2 separate regions of the Homo sapiens genome follow, and region 2 is linked to region 1. Evidence: chromatin contacts called from ENCODE Hi-C or POLR2A ChIA-PET data. All regions are on one chromosome and are shown on one strand. The core of a region is the stretch at or near the end of the contact, and the rest is flanking DNA. Distances in the headings are between cores, read along the strand shown. Region 1 holds the start of SERINC2 (serine incorporator 2). Region 2 holds the start of COL16A1 (collagen type XVI alpha 1 chain).

Evidence for each region. Hi-C counts contacts between places; a loop is a spot of excess contacts on that map. ChIA-PET counts read pairs that join two places held with the same protein, here RNA polymerase II (POLR2A). Pooled maps may share reads with other maps.
Region 2: a map of mammary epithelial cell shows a loop between it and region 1 (2.7-fold over the local background). The contact joins the promoter of COL16A1 here to the promoter of SERINC2 in region 1. A Hi-C loop is called at or near these places in 1 of 168 maps with a recorded cell type or tissue (mammary epithelial cell), 2 of 37 single-sample maps with no recorded cell type and 3 of 50 pooled maps. POLR2A ChIA-PET finds 5 or more read pairs at or near these places in 1 of 52 experiments (HEK293T).

What each region holds. Positions count from the first base shown.
Region 1 is chr1:31,410,942-31,416,247 of GRCh38, reverse strand. It overlaps SERINC2 (serine incorporator 2), which reads right to left and starts at 3,035. Exons shown (of 10, transcript NM_178865.5): 1 at 2,944-3,035. The coding sequence starts at 2,982. RefSeq lists enhancers at 968-1,516, 2,787-3,287 and silencers at 3,011-3,070, 3,151-3,220.
Region 2 is chr1:31,701,131-31,705,953 of GRCh38, reverse strand. COL16A1 (collagen type XVI alpha 1 chain) reads left to right here and starts at 1,937. Exons shown (of 71, transcript NM_001856.4): 1 at 1,937-2,117; 2 at 3,727-3,833. The coding sequence starts at 3,761. RefSeq lists a silencer at 467-516 and an enhancer at 3,826-4,578.

The DNA of each region.
Region 1 (5,306 bases), core at 1,786-4,285:
TGGACCGGCCACTGCACACCAGCTTGGTGCTAAATATGCAGCTGTGCTAACCTCAGTCCCATTTAATCCTCACAACAGGCTAAGGGGCAGACACCATTGTTTTCTCCACTTTACAGACAAGGGGATGGGCAAAGTGACTGCCCACAGTCACAGAGATGCGAAGAGGCAAAGCTAGGATCCGAGTCCAGTGGTCTGACCCAAAGGCCTTTCACACTCCCTAGGATGTGCAAGACCCTCCTGAAATCTTTGCAGACAGCCAAGTCATCATGTGCCGGCGGCTTGCCTGGTGGCCCCATCCCCTGTGGACCCATCTTACCTCCCCATCCAAAGCAGGACCCACCTTCAGCCCAGTTCACCTTCAGCCCAGTTCCAATGCTGAGAAGCACAATCAGCAGATGAGTCACACCTGGGAGGATACAAAAATCTTCCCCACTGACCCATGCATGCAAAAAAATCCCTCCTGAAGTTGCCCAGAAACCCCACATAGAACTTCACTCCTGTGCAGCAACTCTTCACTGCAACAGGATGGTACTGGTGTCCAGTAGTGCCCAACTACACCACTTAATGTTGTGTGGCTGTGGAGAAGTCACCTTCACTCTCTGAGCCAGTTTCCTCATCTGTGAAATGGGAACAATATTAACTGCCCCAGTGGGGTCTTTGTGAGGATTAAATGGAAGGAGATATATATATACACACACATACACATACTGCTCACTACTGTATGGGGCCTAGGCCACTCCTGGACAGCTCCACGCTGCGAGTGTTGGGATAGTTATCTGTAAAATGGGCTAACGATGTCATAGGGTAGAGGAGGTGGGGAGAGCCAATGAGATGGCATGGTGAGGGGCTCGGAACAGTACCTGGCTCAGTAAATGTCAGAGGCCAGAACCTCAGTAAATGTCGGAGGCCAGAACCCCAAGGGGATGGCACTGAAGGGAGGGCCGGGTCCCTTGCTGATATTACTCACTAAGTTATCTCCCAATTCTTCCCTGGACCAGCCCTGTGCCTCAGGCAGCCAGGATGTGGGGAAGGGAGGGAAGGTGTGGGCAGAAGCCTGGACCAGGAATCAGATGTTGATCCTAACTATGCAGTTCTTCATCCTTTCCCTGTGCAACCTTAGGAAAGTCAGCTATCTTCTCCGGGCGGGTGGCAGTCTTCTCATCTGTAAACAGATGGTTTGAGCAGTCCTATCTGCTCTCAGCATTGTAGAATGCTGTAACTCAGAGACCAGCACTTGGCTTTGCATTGTCTCCAAATGGAATTCTCCACCCACCTTTCCTTGATGTTAGCAATAATTCCCACAAGGAGCACTCACGATATGCCAGGAACTGTGCCTCATCTCCCAACAGCATTGTGAGAAAGGCCCTGTTACTGTCAACTGCCAGATGGGGTGACCAAGGCACACAGGGCTGGCAGGCTGCCCCTCAACATCTCCACCCCCAGGCCAGCCCAGCAGGGCCTGTGCCTCACCAGGTGCAACCGATGGAAATCAGGTCCACTGTGGAAGCTCTGCCTCCCTCACCAGGAAGCAAACCCTTGTTGGCAGAGACCTGGCCCAAACCTTGAATTCTTTGGGCTGGGAGGGATTTCAGGCACCAGCTTGATTCCTCCTCCTGCACACGCACATGCACACGCACACACACACACGAAAAATGGAGGCCTAATGAGGCGAGAGGCTCTCTTGCCTCTCTGTGCTGTCTATGCTGATCTCATTCTCAGAAAAAGGCTGTAAAGTAAATCTCTAGACCCTCAGCTCTCCCCTACACCCCCTCCTCTCTCTCTCTCTCTCTCTCACACACACACACACACACACACACACACACACAACCCGTCAGGGACAAAGGAAAGCGAGTCCCGAGATTCAGCAGCCGCTGCAGCCCCTTCTCCCTCTCAGGGCCTCTTTGTGTGGGGCCAGAGGGGGAGGGGGCTGCCTGAATGAACCTCAGATTTAATGAGGGGAAGAGGAAAGGAGAGGGGGGCTGGGGAAAGGGAAGGGAGAACGGGCCTCCCAGCCGGGGTCTTGCTGGAGCCCCTCCCCTCTGCGGCTGCAGCTACAGAACAGAGGTTGGCCTCCCCACAGGTCCCGAACCCGCGACCGGGCACTCCCCGCGCACACCCGAACCTCCCTCGATTCCTGCTCTCCCAACCCAGAGTTCCGCCCGGTGGTCCGTGACGACCCGCACCCGCCTCACTCGAGGGCAGCTAAGAAAGTCCGGGGCTCCCTCCGCTCCCATCCCAGTCTCCGCGCTGGGGCCCAGATGATCCGGGGCGAGCTGGGGAAGTGCCTGAGAGGCAGCGCGAGCCAGACTGAGGACGGTAAAGGGACCGCAGAGAGACTGAGGGACGGACGGGCGGACGGGCAGACGGACAGAAGACAGCAGACGGACAAAGACAGTCGGACGAACGACGGACACAGACAGGAACCAGACAAATACGAACGGACAGGCGGAGCCCGAGCGACAGGAACAGGCGGACTGGCAGGCGGCCAGAGGGGTAGGGCAGGGCACTCGCCAGGAGGGACGGGGCCCGGGCGACCTACACAGAGAACCAGGGCGTCCGGGACGGGGACAGAGGCCACCCCGAGGACCGCCCCAAGTGGGGCGACGAGGGCCCACAGAGCTGCCCCGACCCCGGGCTCCAGGCTTAGTCTCTCCAGGTCCCAGGAGGGCGCCCGCCGAGGGCACTCCCCTCCTGCCCGCGGAAACCCGAGCCGGGACCGCAGCTGCCCGGCGCCTGCCGGCCAGGACTGAGCAGGGGGACGGGGGCAGCGGGATCCGGGTGCCGAGTGAAGGTCCAGGAGGGCGAGCAGGCGGGGCACCGGCCCAGAAAGACAAGTTTGCAGGAAGGAAAAAGAAGAAACTACTCGGAGCAGAACAGAAGAAAGTGAGGGCCCGCAGCAGGAACGGGCGGCGCGCGCGGGCGGGCGCCGGGGTCGGGACTCACGCAGCTGAGCAGGGAGCAGGCTCCCAGGCAGGCCCCCATGGCGGCGGCTCCCGGCTTCGGGCGCCCGGCGCCGGGCGCGGGGCGCGGACCTCGGGATCCGGGTGCCGGGCCTGGCCCCTCCCCGGCCCCGGCCCCGCCCCGGCCCCGCCCCACCTACCGAAGCCGCTCGACGCTTTCCGGCGGCGCTCGGGGCCTCCCCAGACTCACCTGGGGCAGGTGCGCCAGGAGGGACCCTAGGGAAGGGGCCGGTCGGGGATTCCCGCGGCCACGCGAGCGGCGCAACCTGACCCAATCGTGGCCCGGGCTCGCATCCTGCTCCAAAGTGAGCGTTCGGAAATCGACCTCGGTTTGAGCCCGTGTGACCCCAGGACACTGTCACCCTTGGGAACAGAAGCCAAGAGGTGGTCACCGCTGACTCCTCAGTGCTTGGCGCAGGGCCTCTGCTCAATACGTAGATGCTGAGGTTGAATGCTGAATGACTGGATAAAGAAACTTCGGCAAGTCACTGCACCTCTATGAGCCTCAGTTTCCCGGTCTGTAAAGTGAGGATACATACCTCACAGGGTGGTTACAACACATGGTAGGTGCTTGACAAATGTAAGCCCCCATCGTCACTGTTTTCTTCTTCCTTTTTAAGAGACAGGGTCTTGCTCTGTCACCCAGGCTGGAGTGCAGTGGTGCAAACATAGCTCACTGCAGCCTCGACCTCCTGGGCTCAAGTGATCCTCCTGCTTCAGGCTCCTGAGTAGCTGGGACTACAGGTGCATGCCACCATGCCCACCTACTGCTTCTTCTAAGACCCCAGCCTCTCACTCTAAACCCATCCTCCCTTCTCTCCATCTGTTCTTCAAACTCCACTGACTCCCAACAGCCTGCTGGGAGCTACACACTCCCTACAGCCACCCCTGCTTGGTGGCTTATCACTCCCTAGGGATGCCCAAACTGGTCCCTAGCTAAGGAGGTCAGAAGGTGGGGAGGGGCGGCCACATTCCTGACAGATGGCTTTCCAGGGGTAGGTGTGAGAGACCCAGAAGTAGGGCTCTGTAATTAGTCTCCCTTCACCCTTAGCCCTGTCCTCAGCCACCTCTGGACAAGATAATGTTAGGGAAAGAAGTCTCTGTGCCTCGAAGCTGGCCCCAGGGCCAAAGAGCTGGTTGACTGCATCCTTGGCTGATTCACTGGGCGCCAGGCTTAGCCATTAATTGCACCAGGACTGTTCCACAAACACACCCTATACTTTTCCTCCTCCGCACTTTTGCCCACACAATGCCCTCCTCTTTTTTTTTTTTTTTTTTTTTTTTTTTGAGACAGGGTCTCACTCTGTCACCCAGGCTGGAACACAGTGGCCCAATCATGGCTCACTGCAGCTTCAACCTCCTGGACCCAAGTGATCCTCCCACCTCAGCCTCCCAAGTAGCTGTGACCACCAGTGTGTACTACCACACCCAGCTAATTTTTTAAAAATTTTGTGTAGAGATGAGGTCTCCTTATGTTGTCCAGGCTAGTCTCGAACTCCTGGGCTTAAGCAATCCTCCTGCCTTGGCCTCCCAAAGTGCTGGTATTACAGATGTGAGGCACTGCACCTGGCAGATGCCCTCCTCTTAAAGGTCCTTCTCCTTATCCCTCTTTCTCCCCTTTGAAGCTTGCTCACATGCCATACCTCTCAGTGAAGAGAGCCACCACCCTCACCCCCAACCCACTACCTGGTTCCATTAGGAATGAACATCCTCCTGATTCCCCCAAGCCTCCAAACAATATGGGCCTCCCTTATGGCCTCACAAACAACCCGAGCACATGCCCAACTTTCCCCCGTGGTACCATTTGAGCCCCACAACAGCCCTGAGAAGTCGATTAATTCCCCACCCACTCGTTTACAGATGAGGAAACCGAGAAACAAAGAAGTAGTGACACGCGAAATGTAAATCAAGCGTCGAATAAACGTTGACTGTGATCACTGTGGTTGTTGTTACTATTGCTGAAGGCCACACAGCTCAGAAGAAACAGAGCTGAAAGGCAACCTGGCCTGGCTTTCACCCTGATGTCCTACTGCTTCCCTTGAAAAAGTAGAGGTGACAATATCTAGTCTTCCTATTTTTCTGTCCAGCAATATTTCAGTCCTTCCCTAACCCGAGGCCTTTAGGGGACTGTGAGCCACCCAAGAACGGTCTGCTCTCTGGCCACCCCCTCTCCTACCCAGAGCACAGTACAGGGCCTGGCACACAGTCAAGCAGTGAATGCTTACTGGATGAATGTCTGACCTTTTACCATAAGTCCACTTTCCTCCTTCTTCTGTGACTGACAGTCTGATCCAAAAACATACCCTACACAGTCATCTTCTGCACGGAAATCCTTTAGACTGAAAT
Region 2 (4,823 bases), core at 688-3,187, 290 kb before region 1:
TCCTAGACTGTCTATGATAGTGTTTCTAGGCGTAAGGTGTGTCCCAGGCTTGGCTGTTCCTGTGAGCACCCTTGGGGTGCTGTGGGAAGGCATCTGGCTCTCCCTTCTCAGGTTCCTCCATCCCTGGCCCAGCCACCTGCCCTGTCTGGGGCACGGGTGGGAGCTGTCAGGATGGCATGGTGGTTAAGAGCACGTGCTGAGTCTAGGCTGGCTGGACATGAGTTCTGCTCCACCACTGACTAGCTGTGGGATCCCGGGCAAGTTGTGTTTTTCCTGTGCTGCAGGTTTGGGAATAAAAATGGAATTCTGCCTTAAGGCGTTGTTGTAAAGATCGAAGGAGTTAGCATATGTGAAGTTCTCAGCACAGAGCCTGACCTATATGCGCTTCCCACCTCTCCCGAGTGCCCACTGCTGGGGCAGCACCCTCTGGTAGGGCAGGCGGGGCCTGTGCCCACCCACCCCGCAGGCCAGAGTGCTCAGAAGGCCCCACCCCCTCCGCTTCCCGCCTGCTGAGCTCAGCACTTCCCAGGCCCCACCACTGCCACAGCCACATCTGGGGCCAGCTCCTCACTGGGACCACAGTGGGGCGCCTCTGTGGCGTGGTTGGGGTTTCCGCTGACTCAGCGCCTCTGGGTCTGGAGGCGGGAAATCCCAGGCCTGCCCCTACAACCTCCCCCTACCCCGGGTTAGCCGAGGCCACAGGGCTAGGCGCGTTGCTTCCACAGAGCCCCCAGAGCCCCCCTCAACTGGGGACGCTCAGTTTCTCCCTCTTCAGCCCAGCATCTCATGGCCTCTTGAACCTACTTTGTGGATCCTCAGCCTTGGTGCCAATAAATTTGCTTTCGGTCTACAGCGGGAGGAGACCCTTGGTGGGGATTCCACCTTGGTCAACGGCCCTGCCTCTGGGCAGAACTCGGAACATTACCGGCTCCTTCCTCCTCAGAGCTCCAATCTTTCAGCCCAGCTCAATTCCTCTTGCGTCCTTGGACCGTGAATATAAAGCAGGTCCCTCCCCAGTGCTGGTGTAAAGGCTTGAAATCCAGTCCCGTCCCCTGCCAGGGATCACAGTAATAACGATAATAGCAGCAAATATTTACTGAGCTCCTCTCATGTGCCAGACCGTGTGCTAAGCGCTTACAGCCTTTGGCCCATTTCCTGCTTACAGCAAAGGTCTATGAGGCATATACTCTCACGATCCCATCTTCCAGATGAGAAAACGGAGTATGGTTACACAGCACATTTGGAACCGCAAAGCCAGAGCAGGGGCCAGGGATTTGAGCCCTTCCAACCTCATGGAGTAAGGAGGAATAAGGGGACTCCCTCAGTCTCACTTCTCTGGGAGTCAGGCCAGAGCAGAGGGGGTTAATTTAGCACGGAGGAGGGAGGGGGTTCCCACCCTCCTCCTCCCAGTACAGACAGACCTAGGGACAGACTGACTGGGAATGTTAGGCAGAGGAATTGGAAAAAGCTGACCACCGAGGCTTGGGCGGCAGCCACATCATGGGTGCCACGCACTTGGGAGGAGGGTCTCTACCCTGCTCCCTCCACCCCTGTCCCCTCCCCGCCCCCCCACCCCGCAGCCTTCTGGGGGCCCAGCCAGGGACATGGAAAGGGGGAGCTCTTCAAACTCCAGGCCTGACTCTTAAAGGGCCCGCAGGAGCCCCCTTCCAGGGCAGCTCTGGGCACGTAGGGTCCCGCCTAGCTCGAGGATCGCTCACCTGGCGGTGAGGCAGGAGGGGCGGGCCTGGGAGCTCGGCCAGACCCGGGGCGGGGCTGTGCACCCCGCAGTCTAGCCGCCTCTGGTGCCGCTGGAGCCCCCTCTAGGCCCTCCTCCTCCTCCTCCCTGGCGGGCCGGTCCAGCTGTGTTCCATTAGTGTCCCTGGCAGGCCCCCAGCCCCCTGGAACCGCCTCTCTTCCCCCACCCGGAGTGGCCGGCAGTCCCCGGCAGGCGTGCGCCGGGCAGCAGACAGCCGGGAGAGCTCGAGCGCCAGGAAGCTGGGGACCCGTGACCGTCACGGAGAGATAGAGAACCCCTAGCGGACCTGAGGAACCTGGGCTCTGCTTCCTCCGCCTGCTGCCTGGACTGCTCAGTGAGGTGGGGGGATCCCCGGCCACCGGTAAGTAGGGATACAGTGGGCGGCCTCAGGGCTCTGGGCTGAGAGGCCCTTTCTGCCAGACTTGCTGTGTGACCTGAGGAAAGTGGCATTCCCTCTCTGGGCCTTGGTCGTCTTCTCTAGAGCGAGATGAGCTCTAAACTCCATCCTGGTTCTGACTCCCTGCGCCCAAATCTATGCCTCTGTGTTGGGGTGAGCCGTCTCCTTGGAAGCTTCTCTGGCTCTGTCCTTGCAGCCCTGCACTCTGGCTGGAGCCTGAGGAGTGGCGACCAGAGACTAGGAGCCGGAAGGGGACAGGATCACATCCATCCTCACGCCTCCACATGCACCCACATGGCGCCACAGCTGGCAGCCCTTCTATTGGCTGGCAGGAGGAAGACCAGGATAGGGTTTGAGAGCTGGGATGTGTATATCACTAGGATGGGGGATGAATAGGCAGGCTGGGGGCACAGTTCTGTCCCAGGGAGAAGGGGGCTGGAGTCCTATCTCCAAATATATTGGGGTAAGGGGTCCTTTCTGTTTTCATTTCCTATCCATGATTGAGGGAAGGAAAATTGGATTTCATTAGAGTTGGAAGGAATGCAGTCAGACTTGCATTAGAACTTCCCAACAGGAAGACCTACAGGAGGAGTGGTCATAGGCTGGCTGTGCGCATGTGGGTATATGCAAGCTGGTGTGTCTGGGTATATCAGCGAGCATATGTTTCCGTGAGCATGCCTGTGTGCAGATAGCTTTGTATGCACACTGGTACCACATATGTGTCCTTATGTACATGTACCTGCGCATCTGCATGTGCTGTGCTGACACATGCATGGCTCTGTGTTTGTGCACGTGAGCTGCCTGTCCTGGGGGAGGCCAGACGATGTATGGCTCTGCTGGCCACTTGCTGAGCCTGCATCGATTTATCTGGGCCCATCCATCAGGGTTTAATAAAACTAAAAGACAAGCATCCATCAGCTGGGGGCGGGGGTGGCTGGCAATGAGGTCCTGAGCCCTAGAGACCTGCTCTCCTGCCCACTATACCTATGGGGAAAGCTTCCTTGGCCCCCACACAGCCCTATGGAAGGCTGTGGCCCACAATCTCAGCCCAGTCACCAGCCCCTGACCCTGTGGGTGCCTGGGAGGGCTTCCTGGGCTGAGCTGGGTGCGCTAGTAAGGTATCAGGCTGGTATATATACCAGGACAGTGCACAAGATGCTAGACTTGAAATACTTCCACGTGTCTTGAAGAATAGCCTCTTCTTTAAGCCCTCATCACTATTCCAACTTCTCTGGCCTTCTAAGACCTTCTAGACCTCTCCCAATCCAGCAAGTATCCACTGGCACAGCCAGATGCTGCCTGGACACTATTTCAGTGCAGTAGGCAGCTTTCTGCTTTGCCTGAAAGCTGGTATCCGTGCCATACCGGTGGTTAAATATTTTGAATATCGCCTCTGCTCAAATCCTAGCCCAAGGGCTGTGGTTGGGCCTCTGAGAGAGACTGATGCCTGGCCAGACCTCCTGCCACCCCAATACCAGTGCCTGGGCCCCACAGGCTGTCCACGACTTGCCCACGTGTGGAGTTGTGCTGTGTGAACTCAGAAATCCGCCTTCCCGGTCTCTGTGGTTTTCAGGTGCTGTGGCTGTAGCTGACCTCTTTGGACCGGGATGTGGGTATCCTGGGCTCCTGGCCTGTGGCTGCTCGGTCTTTGGGCTACCTTCGGCCATGGGGCAAATACAGGTGAGATGACACAGGAGAGTCACAGTATCACAGGCCTGCAACTGGTATCCTGGGGTGCTGGGGTCCTTGCACATATGTGACCATGTATGTGTGGTCGTGTGGGCAGTTATAGCAGAGTCTAGGGGCTGGGCTCAGGGTGATCTGAGGTGTTGGCACCCTTGAGCCTGTGTGCAGTGAGCTGGAGAGTGTGTGTGCCTGTGTCTTCGTACGTTTATGTCTCTGAGCATCTCTGTGTTTGTCTCTCAGACTGGCTTTGTGCATTCGTATGTATTCCTGTGTCTCTGTGTGTAAGAGAACAACCTCCCACCCCAATACGTAAGCCAATCCTGTGGACACATTGCTGGTAGGACCAGTGGGGTGGGGAGGAACAGGCAGTGAGCTCTCCCTGCAGAAGGACGCCGCCTCCCCAGAGAACCCCAAGTCCTGCTGATCCTTTTCATGGTGGAGACTCCATCCCTCTAGCTCACGTGCTTCTCCTCCTCCACGGCTGGCCCTGAATCTCTAATAAAAGGCCCACCCCGAGGCCCAGACTCTGGATGAGACAGAGGGTGCAGCTTTCCAGGGCCCAAAGCCAGGGGAAGTTGACCGGGCAACTTGCCTGGCCTTGCTGGGTGCCCTCTGGGCTCAGTAGCTCAGCTGCTTCGCCAAGCAGGAACAGAACTCCTAGGACCCAAACCCAGCTAGGAAAAGCAGAAAAACCAAGAAGCTGAGGTGAAAGGGATTGTGGACCCAGGGTGAGTGTGGCCGCCTGCCCCTTGTATGTGCACATATGTGTTTCTGCTTGTGTGTGCGTGAGCTTTGCTCTCCTCTCCCTCACTGGGTCCCCTGGGGGGGATGGGGCAGATAATTTCAACATCTGTAAGGAATCTGGGCCCATTGCCAAGGGGTGAGTCACCCATTGCTGCTGTGATGCTGAAGACAGTGATGGTCTTTCTGACCAGACCTGGGGGAGGGAGAGTGCAGTGGGGTCATTGGCACCGGGCCCCAGGG